Regions from separate parts of the Homo sapiens genome. Here region 2 is linked to region 1. The links are chromatin loops, found by intact Hi-C in ENCODE. Cell type or tissue: heart left ventricle. All regions are shown on one strand.

Region 1 (5,000 bases):
GTCCTTTCTCCCAGCAGAGAGGGAAGCTCTAGGCTGACAAGGCTGGAGATACAGAGGAGAGAGGGGCCTGCCCCCTCCCTGAGTCCATCTGTCCTCATCCCGTTGGCCTGCTTTCCCCAGGCTGGGAGACAGAGCAGATCTACTCTACGATCTCTGTGCCCACACCCCTCCAACAGCACATGAGGTGATTACAACTCCTCCAGCCAGCAGCGGGAGGCGAGGGGAGGAAGCAGAGGTGGAACCTGGGGGTTCTGCTCCAGAGAAGGCTGTAGAAAAGAGTGTGTAGTGAGAGCCAACTTGAGGTGAGCTCAGCTCTCTCCTCCCCACCCACAGTATCGCCCGTATCAACTGCCCTCTGTCACCTCCCAGCCTCCCACCGCCTCATCCCAGGTGATCATCCACTACTCCCAGTCTCACTAAAGCACACCCGCTAGACGGGGAAGCCGATGCCCCCTGGCTCTTCTCCTTCCCAGAAGCTGCTCCAGAAGCAAAATTCACACCCTTCCCCAAGCACTTACTTGCCTCAAGTTCCTTGGGACAAAGCCAGGGAACTATCTAGGCCTCCTGATACACCCTGCAGCCTCACCTAGAAGTCCCTATCCCCCACGTGGGAAGCAGAGCCCCTCCCTACCAGCATCCATATCCAGTCAGTAAGGTGGCAGGATGCCACTTCCAGCACCTCCATGGAGCTTCCCACAGCTTTCCCAGGGGGCGGGAAGAGAATTTCCAGGGAGGAAACTAAGGGTATCTGGGGACACTTGCAGCTCACCCACCTGCTACCCAAGCAACCAAGATCCCCAGCTCCCTGAAGACTCCAGCGGCTGAGGGGGCAGGTGGGCTGAGGCAGGGGCAGGAACGCGCTTCCTCTCCGCTAGGAAGAGTTCCATGAGCCCTGACCCTGCCCACCTGCCCCATGCTCCCTTCCAGCCTCTCTGCTCTTGGACTTCAGAGGCAGCCACACAGAGCCACCTCCCAATCTGTTTTCTCCGCCCTGGGCCAGCAGAGGATACTGCTGAGTAATCCCAAACTCACAGTGGCTCCTTAGCCCTGAAAAGGGGGACAAGCTCAAGGAAACCTACTGATCGGGTCCATGCCAACGTGGGAGGAATATCTGTGGTTTCCTAGTAATGGCTGATACTCTACTGGACTCTCCCCTCCCCTGTCTCAAACACCCCAGCTCCCCGCCCCCCAGACAACCACAAGGAGAAGCTCAGTGCCCCCTTCTCTGCTTCCCACGCACCTGGGAACACTCTCTTCCCAGTCCCCTAGACACCAAGTCACACAGAGTAACAGCAGACGCCCGCCGGATTCCCAGTCATGATGTTGCATCAGCCCCCACCCTACCCAAAATATCCTCACCCCCACCACCTCCTCTCCTCTCCAGCCATCTCCATGGTGACAGCAGCATGACTAATGACATCCTATCAGCTTCAGACTCAGGAGCGCAATTCTCCCTCCCTCTTACGCCCCCCCACCCCCCCTCCCCGCACACCGTCCCCCCCGGGATTTCTGCAGATTGGATGCAAACCAACAGTGCCAGGGACATTCTCGAGAGATTTCCAGAGGCAGGGGTGGGGAGTGGGTTGCATGTCTTAAAAAGAAAAAAAAAAAAAAAACAGTTCAACAAACCAAGCCCCAACTGCACCCAAAACCATCCAGCTGAGAAAGCAAAAAGAATCCAAACAAAACCCACACAGGCCTGAGAATTCATTGGCCGCCCACACCCCCGCCGCCCCTCCCCCTCAGCTGCTGCTACACACACAGTGGGAGATTAAGGGATCACCAGAGGAGACCCTTTATTTTTATCCAATCCGGTCAAACACTTCACCGCCACCACACACACGCACACACACGCACGCACACACACAAGGTACCTTGACAGCCGCTCCTTGTCCCCACGGCCCGGCTCCTTCACCAGCCTTTATTTCCACCTGCAAAAGAAGCCAGAGGAACGTGTGAGCCAGGCGGGTACCAGGAAGGCAGCAAAGTCCTCCTGCTACAGCCCCCAGCCCGGCCGGAGGGGAAGAAGGCGAACGGGAGGGGATACAGCCTGGGAAAGAAAGGCTATCTGGGACCATCTTCCTGCCTCCAGCTGCCGCCTGGATCACGGCAGACAGGCTCCCCCGCCTTCCAGTGTGTTTTTGTTTTCATTTCTCCTCTGAGAATCCCCCCGAGATCCGAGAGGACGGCGACCCCCGGCCCGCGTCCGCCCGGCCATCCCCGGCCCCGCGCGCTCTACCTCGGCCGGCCTCCTCTGGTGCATCGGCCGGCGGGCCTCCCATTATCCCCGCCGGAGGGAGCGCACGGAGGGAGGCACTGCAGAGGAGGCGGCGGCCAGCTGCCGGCTGCGCTCCCCTCCCCGCCGCGGGGCTGGTGTGCGAGGGGGCGGCGCGCTCGCCAGCCAATCCCCGCGGCCGGCCCTGCCCCCGCCTGGTGGACCTGCCCAGCCGGGAGGCGGGGGCGCAGCCGAGGGTGCTGCTGAGCCGCGCTGGCTGCTTCCCAGGCCCGCCGTGCCGCTCCCCGGCAGGCTGGGGCATCCCAGGGCACCCCCGGCCTCCTCCCGCGGGGACCCCGAAGGTAATACCCAGAAGGCGTCCTCTGCGCCTCCAGGATCAAAGATGACAGACTGCGCCTCCGGGTGGAGCGGAGCGGAGCAGACGCCGGGGGGGTGGGGGGGGATTCCCGCTTCGCCACTCTCTAACCCCAGCATCATCCTGGCAGCAGCTGGGACGGCACCGGGCCCTGTCACAAGGGCATGAGGTGCAATAGCCCCTTCATCCTCAAAAAAGAAGAAAAAGCCCAGGCAGCACGAACCTTTACTCCATTCTGCAAATGAGGTGATAAAATAAGTGAAACAACTTACCCAAGGTGATGCGGCTAGGAAACAGCAGAGCCGGGACTCTGAGCCAGGTCTGTCGGCTCTGAAGACCATACTCTTAACAGCTATGCAAGCTCTCTGCTCCTCCCTGCTCCAGCGCCCACCTCAGAAAACAGGCTCCTCGGAGCCCACACCTCCTGTGTCAACCCTGCCCTCCTCCACACACACAAACACCCACACCTCACTCTAGGATCACCCCCCAGCCCCGCCAGAACATACCCATCCAAGACAGCCTCCCCACCAACACCCCACAATGGGTTCTCCACTCTTAGGCTACAGGAGGTAACCCCCAAGACCCCAAGGGTCCCCAGACCTCAGGGCTTCCCATCTCCTGGAAAGGCAGAGGAGGGGAGGTAGCCCAGACCCCAAGAGCTCCGGTCTTCCAGTTTCCAGACTCAGCCTTTGAAAGCTGCATCAGAAGACTGAAAGGAGGGCAGGATGAGAAAGAACAGAGAGGGGAGAGGCAGACCCTGCAATCCACTCCTAGATTTACTTCCTGGGCCACCCAGGGCACATCGTTCCCTACCCCAATCCCTCCCTGTAGCTGAGCACCCCAGAGCTTCTACCTCCCAGGAAGCGACTTCCACACACTTTGGTACCCACAAACTCCAGGCTCCATCACTACCTAGCTGGTTGTAACTTACCTCTCGTAGCCTCTCTTTGCTCATCTTATAAAACTGAACTACAAATAGCAGCTACCTCATCCAGTTGTGAGGATTCACTGCAGGTGAATCAATTTCTGGAAGAGCTCACTGGGTGCTCCTTCTCATTCTCACAGATGAATAAGCTGAGGCCAGGGAGAAGTGACTCACAGGATTAATTAGGATGTTTGAGAGCCCCTGACCCAGTGATTCGCTCTCCTACCCACTACACCACAGATGCCTAATTGCTGTCCCCTCCCCGGGGGCCCAAAGGGGGTACTCAGAACAGGATGAGCGGCCTTTGGAAAGACAGCAAAGCTGGCCTCCAGTGAGGAGACTCCAGGAGGCATCAGGGCCCATACCTGCCTCCCCCTGGGAACACAGGGCAGGGAGGGAGGCAGGTGGCAAAGCATGACAAGGAACAGTGTCCTAAGCACAGCTCAGGTGGAACAATGGGTTTCTGTGCCCCTCAACTTTGACAATGACCAGGCCAAGTGGAGTCCCTCCTTTATCCTGGTCCCCAAAACCCCTGCCCTCACACCTACCCCCCATACAGTCTGCTGCTGGATAGGAGAGACAAACAATGCTTGGAAAGGAACAACTAGTACGGTTGCTGCAGCGGCTGCCACAGTTTATCAAACCCCTGCTACATGCCAGGCCCTGTGCCAACCATGTTGTAGGATCATCTCATTTGACTTACTCCCCATACAAGCTCATCTCTAACAGGGCAACGGAAGGACTTCGCGATGTTAACTTACTTGCCTGTCAACACAGCTGGTGAGTGGTGGGCTAGAATTCAAATCTAGGTCCTTCTCTTTCCAATTCTCTAAGTTCTGTCTGTCTCTGCCAACCCCAGGGAGATACAAAGAAGACCGAGGTCACTTGAACCCAATCACTTCCCTTTAAGCTATGGATCTAGTAATGTTTTCATGCCTCAGAGACTTCCCGGTGCTGCTCCTTCTGCCTGGATCCCTCCGCACCTCCCCCGACCTGGCAAGCTAATGTGGTACAAGACTTAGTTTAAACATTGCCTCCCCCTGCCAGTTTCTCAGATCACCAAGCTCCCATGAGCATCATCTGCTCCTCCCGGGTCCTGACAGAGCAGTGTACTGCCTCTTCCACAGCACCAGTCACAATAAAGTGCAGTTATTTATTTACACGGCAGTCCTCCCACGTGGGCGGGGGCCCTGTCTTCCCTACTTTCCTAGGCTCTGCACAGAGCTGGAATGTGCTGAGCCAAGTTTCTACACAAGGAGGGTGGAGAGGCAGGGGGCTGGGCACTGAGAAGTGGAGGCCCCTCTTCTGGTCAGCCTTCTCCCTGAGGTCCTCAAGGATCTGAGAGACACCCGCTGTCCTGGGAGGGCAGGACCTGCCAGAACTGAACTGTGATCTACTCCCAGACTTGCTCAACCAGCACCTATCTTCCTCAGCAGCCTGAAGGAGCCACAGAGCAAAGTTCCCATCCCAACTCCTGGCTCCAC
Region 2 (5,000 bases), 78 kb before region 1:
CACTGGATGCCTGCACTCACCCGTGGCCACAGAACCGGCTCCGGGCTCCTGACGCTACACTGCCACCAAGAATAATCCGTCCTTCTAAGCATCTGTGGGTCACTTTCCCTGCAGGGCAGGGAGAAGGAGCACCCAACTCCTCTTCAACTTCCAAAGGAGGTGGAACTCTTTAAACCAAGCCCTCTTACCAAAAAACATAGGGTATTTGGCAGCTGTGTAGCCAAAAGAAAACCCCAGAAATCCACCACACTAAAGGAGATGGCCAGAAAAAATAAAGCCCTCAGCACTGCCGTTTTCTTGCCACTACAATAGTTCTGTGATTGACCACCCATTTGCTCCTCCCATAAAAAAAAGTATTTCCTCTCCTTTTCTCTTCACTCATAAGACATGGGAAGTCCCACCCTCTGCAAACACTATCAGCACCTTCTATGTTCACCCACCAGGGCTCAGTGACACCCACGAGTTGTTCCCTCCTTGAATGTAACCTCCAGTTCACTGCGCCCCATGCGTCCTGCTCTGGGCATCCGTCCACAGACCCCAGAGCAATGGCATACTGAGGACAAAGTTCCTGCCCCTCCATCCTCCTGCCTTCCTCTTCCAGCCCCAGGAACTGGCCCCAGTCTGCAGGCAAGTGTGCTCTTCCCAGCCCTCAGTGGGGCCACACGAGCCCTGACCAGGACTTATCGCTTTACCACTGTAACCGGGGTCTAGAAATGCATCTTCTTTAAGCCACCCACAGGACCAGCTATTCTTTAAGGGGCCAACTGTCTTGAAGCTGGAAAAGTCTCCAACTCTACCTATGCTCCAAGATCTTCATTTTTATGTCCAAGACTTTGGAATTCCTCAATGACTGCATGAATTAGCAGGAGAAAGGGGCAGCTGTCACTCTACGGCTGACGTCTTTTCTCTGATGGGTTCTCTGGGGAGGTAACACCCCACCATGATAAGCCACATCAGACTTCTCACTGCAATGACCACCTCTCAAGAGGGTGGGGGCAGCCTGCTTCTTCATACTTATGAATACACTAAGTGATTCCAGATTCTCTGGTTGTATATAATTCTGCAATGCTGACTAAAAATTGCTAAAAATAGTAAACTTGGTAGTTCAAGTTCAGACACCTTTTATTTTCACCAAACACAAAGACACAAAGGCACAGGGTGTATACCAGGTAAAAACAGGCACATACGTCCTACACATGTTGTAGCATATGTCAGAATTTCCTACAACATGCACAGATGGACATATGCTGACAGGGGTTATCTTACCCGCCTCCCTCACAGTCAGCCACGGGTCTGTCCACCCAGCCTCTCTGCCTTTGCCCACATGATTCTCCTCACTGGGAATGCTTCCTCCCTCTCCTCAGCCTGACTAGTAACGGGCCAGTATTCATGGCCCCTGGCACGCTCACCTCGGGAAACCTAGCTTGAGCATTCCTCCTCCTCTGAACCACAGCATCAAGTCTGCCTCTCAACGACCCCAGTCTCCATGACTTTATTTCATATGTCTCTAGAGCACAAACAGCTTGAACATAGGGACCGAGCCCTCGTCTTCCACCCATACCCACTGCCCAGCACAGCGCGAGGCTGAGCTTGCAGGCACCCGAGGAACCTGGCTGCTCCTCCTCAGCACTTCTTCTGCAGAGGCAGATGCTCTGCTATTTAAAGATCTCCCTGTGGACTGGGAGGGCAAGGTCAGAAGGACTCTGTTTGGTGACTTGGGGTCTGAGTCACTGATGTTCTCCCTGTGAAGATGTCTAGGTTGCCTGGTAGGAAACTGCTTAGAAGCAAGGCAGAGGCAAGACTGGCCCACAGTGCTGCCCAGAGCCCTGGCCTCTTCCCTCAGGTTGGATCTCAGCATGCTAGCCTTCAGGTTTGTCTCTGGCTTCCAGGCAGCAGACAAAAGCACTGGCAGCTCCAGGGCACATGGAAGGGGACAAGGAGTCTGACAGTCCACAGTGGAGCCCATCAACGGGTCATGACAGCATCCCCAGTTTCCCTTCCTACCCCTCCGGCCCTGAGCCACGGGGACAGGATGAGCCGAGTGTGAAGACTAACACAGTTCCAAGGCTGACCCAAGACTCGGGGACTGGCATTTAAACAAGATGAGGACAAACAGCTGAGGCTGGGGGAAATGACCCTAACCCTGAGCCAGATTCCAGCTCTAAGGCTCCCCTGGACAGTCAACATGTTGTCTCCTACACACCCACCTGGCCCCACCCCCCGCCCTCGCCTGCTCAGCTACATGCAGCAAGGGGAACCAGGCACAGCCGTGGCCATGCAGCAAGGGGAACCAGGCACAGCTGTGGCTCTTGAGTGGGCTCAACACTCACCCACTTTGCAATGGGGCAACCGCGGGAGCTCTTTCCCTCCTTCCCCGTGTAGATGACCTTCTCGATCCGGATGGCTTTCCCCTTCTCTCCATACCTGAAGAGGGAGACAGAAGCCACCATTAGCACAGCAGAACCCCAAAGGAGAACAACTTTTGGTCAGAAGACAGCCTCAGTGTGCTTTTGTTTGAGTTTCTGGTTACCGTCGGGGGCAACAGAGAAGAAAGAGAAAGGTTTAAATGTTATTTGGTACCTAAAGGCTCTGGAGACACAGCGGCCACTTCCAGGCTTCCAGGTTCACCTGCCCCTTCTCTGCTCCCGCCCATCGGGCCCCCTCTGATCCAAGGCAGAAAGACAGCCGAGCAGAATGTCCCTGATCGTTACCTCCGAACTCCAGAAGGGAACTGAAACCAAAGGCTAAACATGGGCATTTGTATCCAGCCCTGTTAGCTGAGTCACCCTGAGAGTTAGCTATTTATAAATATAACAAATGAAATAAATGGGGGAACCCTTATTATTCTCTTTGAATAATCCCTAGATGACATTTGACCATGATGATGACAAACAGCTGAGGTTGGGGAGAAGTGGCTCTACTAAGCCCAAACGCCAGCTCTGAGGTTCCCCTGGACAGTAAACACATCTGGTTCCTGCACACGTCACCTGCCCTGGCTCCCCCACACACTCAGGGCTTCAGAACCCCAGCTCTCTAGGACTGTCTAATCAACCACACTATATTCAGAGATGGTGCAACTATGGCCCCTGGAGTTGAACTGACTTATCCAAGGCCACACAACTACAAAGAGGCAGCAGTGGTCTAAGCACAGCCCTGGACATCAGACAGACTTGGGTGTGAGTGCCAGCCCTGCCACTGTCTTGCTATATAACTGTGGCCAAATTACTAAACTTCTCTAAGCCTCAGTTTTCTCATCTGTAAAATGGAGATTAAAATGATCCCCACCTCCTGGGCTTGGTAAAGATCAAACAATAGTCCACAGGGAGTATATTATTTAAAGTGCTTTGAAGTTCCTGGCATGAGGAAAGAGTCCAATAAACAGTAATTATTTTTAATAATGTAAACGCCATCTTACAGAATCTTCTTATTTTTAACAGTTTTTTAGTTTCAGGTGCAATGTCATATCACCTGCAGATAATGGTCATTTGCCACCTATTCCCTTCTATTCTTTATAGCTCTAGCCATAAAGAAAGCACCTAAGATGGCCAGGGGCTTTCTTTTTTTTTCTTTCTTTTTGAGACGGAGTCTCACTCTGTCGCCCAGGCTGGAATGCAGTGGTGCAATCTCGGCTCATTGCAACCTCCGCTTCCCGGGTTCAAGTAATTCTCTGCCTCAGCCTCCCGAGTAGCTGGGATTACAGGTGCCTGCCACCACGCCCAGCTAATTTTTGTATTTTTAGTAAGGACAGGGTTTCACCATGTTGGCCAGGCTCGTCTTGAACTCCTGACCTCATGATCCACCCGCCTCGGCCTCCCGAAGTGCTGGGATTACAGGTGTGAGCCACGCATGCCAGGCCTGGCCAAGTTTCTGAAGGGCTGGCGGGCATCTCTGCTTCTTCCCGACTTTACTGAAAATGTTTCCAACAATTCATCACTGAGCATGAAACTGGCTAACTTTGGGAAAGCGACAGATTTCCTTACTTTGAAGGGTGCCACTAAGAGTCTCCTGTCCTAAGGATTTTTAATCAAGAATTATTTTTATAAAATATATTTTTAACACATAAGGAGACAGATGATTGAATGTTTTTTATTTGAGCAATTAACACAGCATACTATAACCTTGTATTTCTGTAATAAATTCAATTTGATCATGGCATGTTATTTTAATATACTATTTCATAGAGCATGAATGTTATCATAGCTTCTACAGTTCAGAATACACATATTCTTTATCTTACCCACTCCACTTCTAGGAATCTCCACCCCAGAAATAACCATACAAATGCACCAAGCTTTAGGAACAAGATAATTCACTGTCTCATCAACAACAGAAAAATGAAACAACTTATATGTCTAACATGAGACTGGTTAAATACATTATAATAAATTTCACAAAAAATATCAATTTTCATGCAATGAAAAACCATGTCCCATCAAAAATGATTAGGTAGAATTGTATGTACTGACATGGAAAGAAATTAAGTGGGGGGGAAAAAGCAAGCTACAGACAGTGGGTATAATGGACCACATTTGGTTTAAAACTTCTCTATATACATATTAATACATTTATCTCTGTATATATACAAATATCTTTGTAAATCCTTAGAAAATATTGAAAAATAAGCATTGAACTTTAGCGCTTTATTCGTTCTTTAGACTTTTAAAGCCTTTGTTTCATTTTTGTAATTGAAAAAGAGAACAGTTTATAATTTTTTTTTAATTAACGAATTAATTTTTTAAAACAAGCTCTTGTCAGGCCACAAACATTTTTTTAAAATGCTGATCTAAGGTTCCTCTGAGTTCCATGTTCTCTATTTCACTCAAGATCTTAGCAAAAGGATGAAAACTGTTTCTGATAATTACAACATTAAAATTCTAAGGCTCTGTTCTCTTACAGAAAGCATTTGGAGACAGGACTCAGGGGTTTATATAGCATGGTCTGGATGAAGAGGAAAAGATCACATAATGCTGCTTTTGTCTGGTTCCTGGACAACTTTCATT

What was found. Peaks named below come from ENCODE experiments on the same cell type or tissue, not always from the same donor. Only the 100,000 strongest peaks of a DNase experiment are listed, where the experiment ranks them.
Region 2: it touches region 1 in a loop (4-fold over the local background); 12 of 110 quality-filtered maps call a loop at or near these places.

The regions. Positions count from the first base shown.
Region 1 is chr2:74,000,041-74,005,040 of GRCh38, reverse strand. TET3 (tet methylcytosine dioxygenase 3) reads right to left here. Exons shown (of 12, transcript NM_001287491.2): 3 at 1,875-1,931. Among named protein-coding and RNA genes, the nearest start is that of TET3, 18 kb to the right of the region's middle. RefSeq lists enhancers at 324-839, 840-1,356 and a silencer at 2,157-2,696. In heart left ventricle, a CTCF peak has its summit at 2,286; a DNase peak (open chromatin) is centred at 2,370; H3K4me3 peaks cover 2,129 bases; H3K27ac peaks cover 180 bases.
Region 2 is chr2:74,077,922-74,082,921 of GRCh38, reverse strand. TET3 (tet methylcytosine dioxygenase 3) reads right to left here. Exons shown (of 12, transcript NM_001287491.2): 6 at 2,331-2,424. Among named protein-coding and RNA genes, the nearest start is that of BOLA3, 67 kb to the left of the region's middle. In heart left ventricle, a CTCF peak has its summit at 2,407; a DNase peak (open chromatin) is centred at 2,270.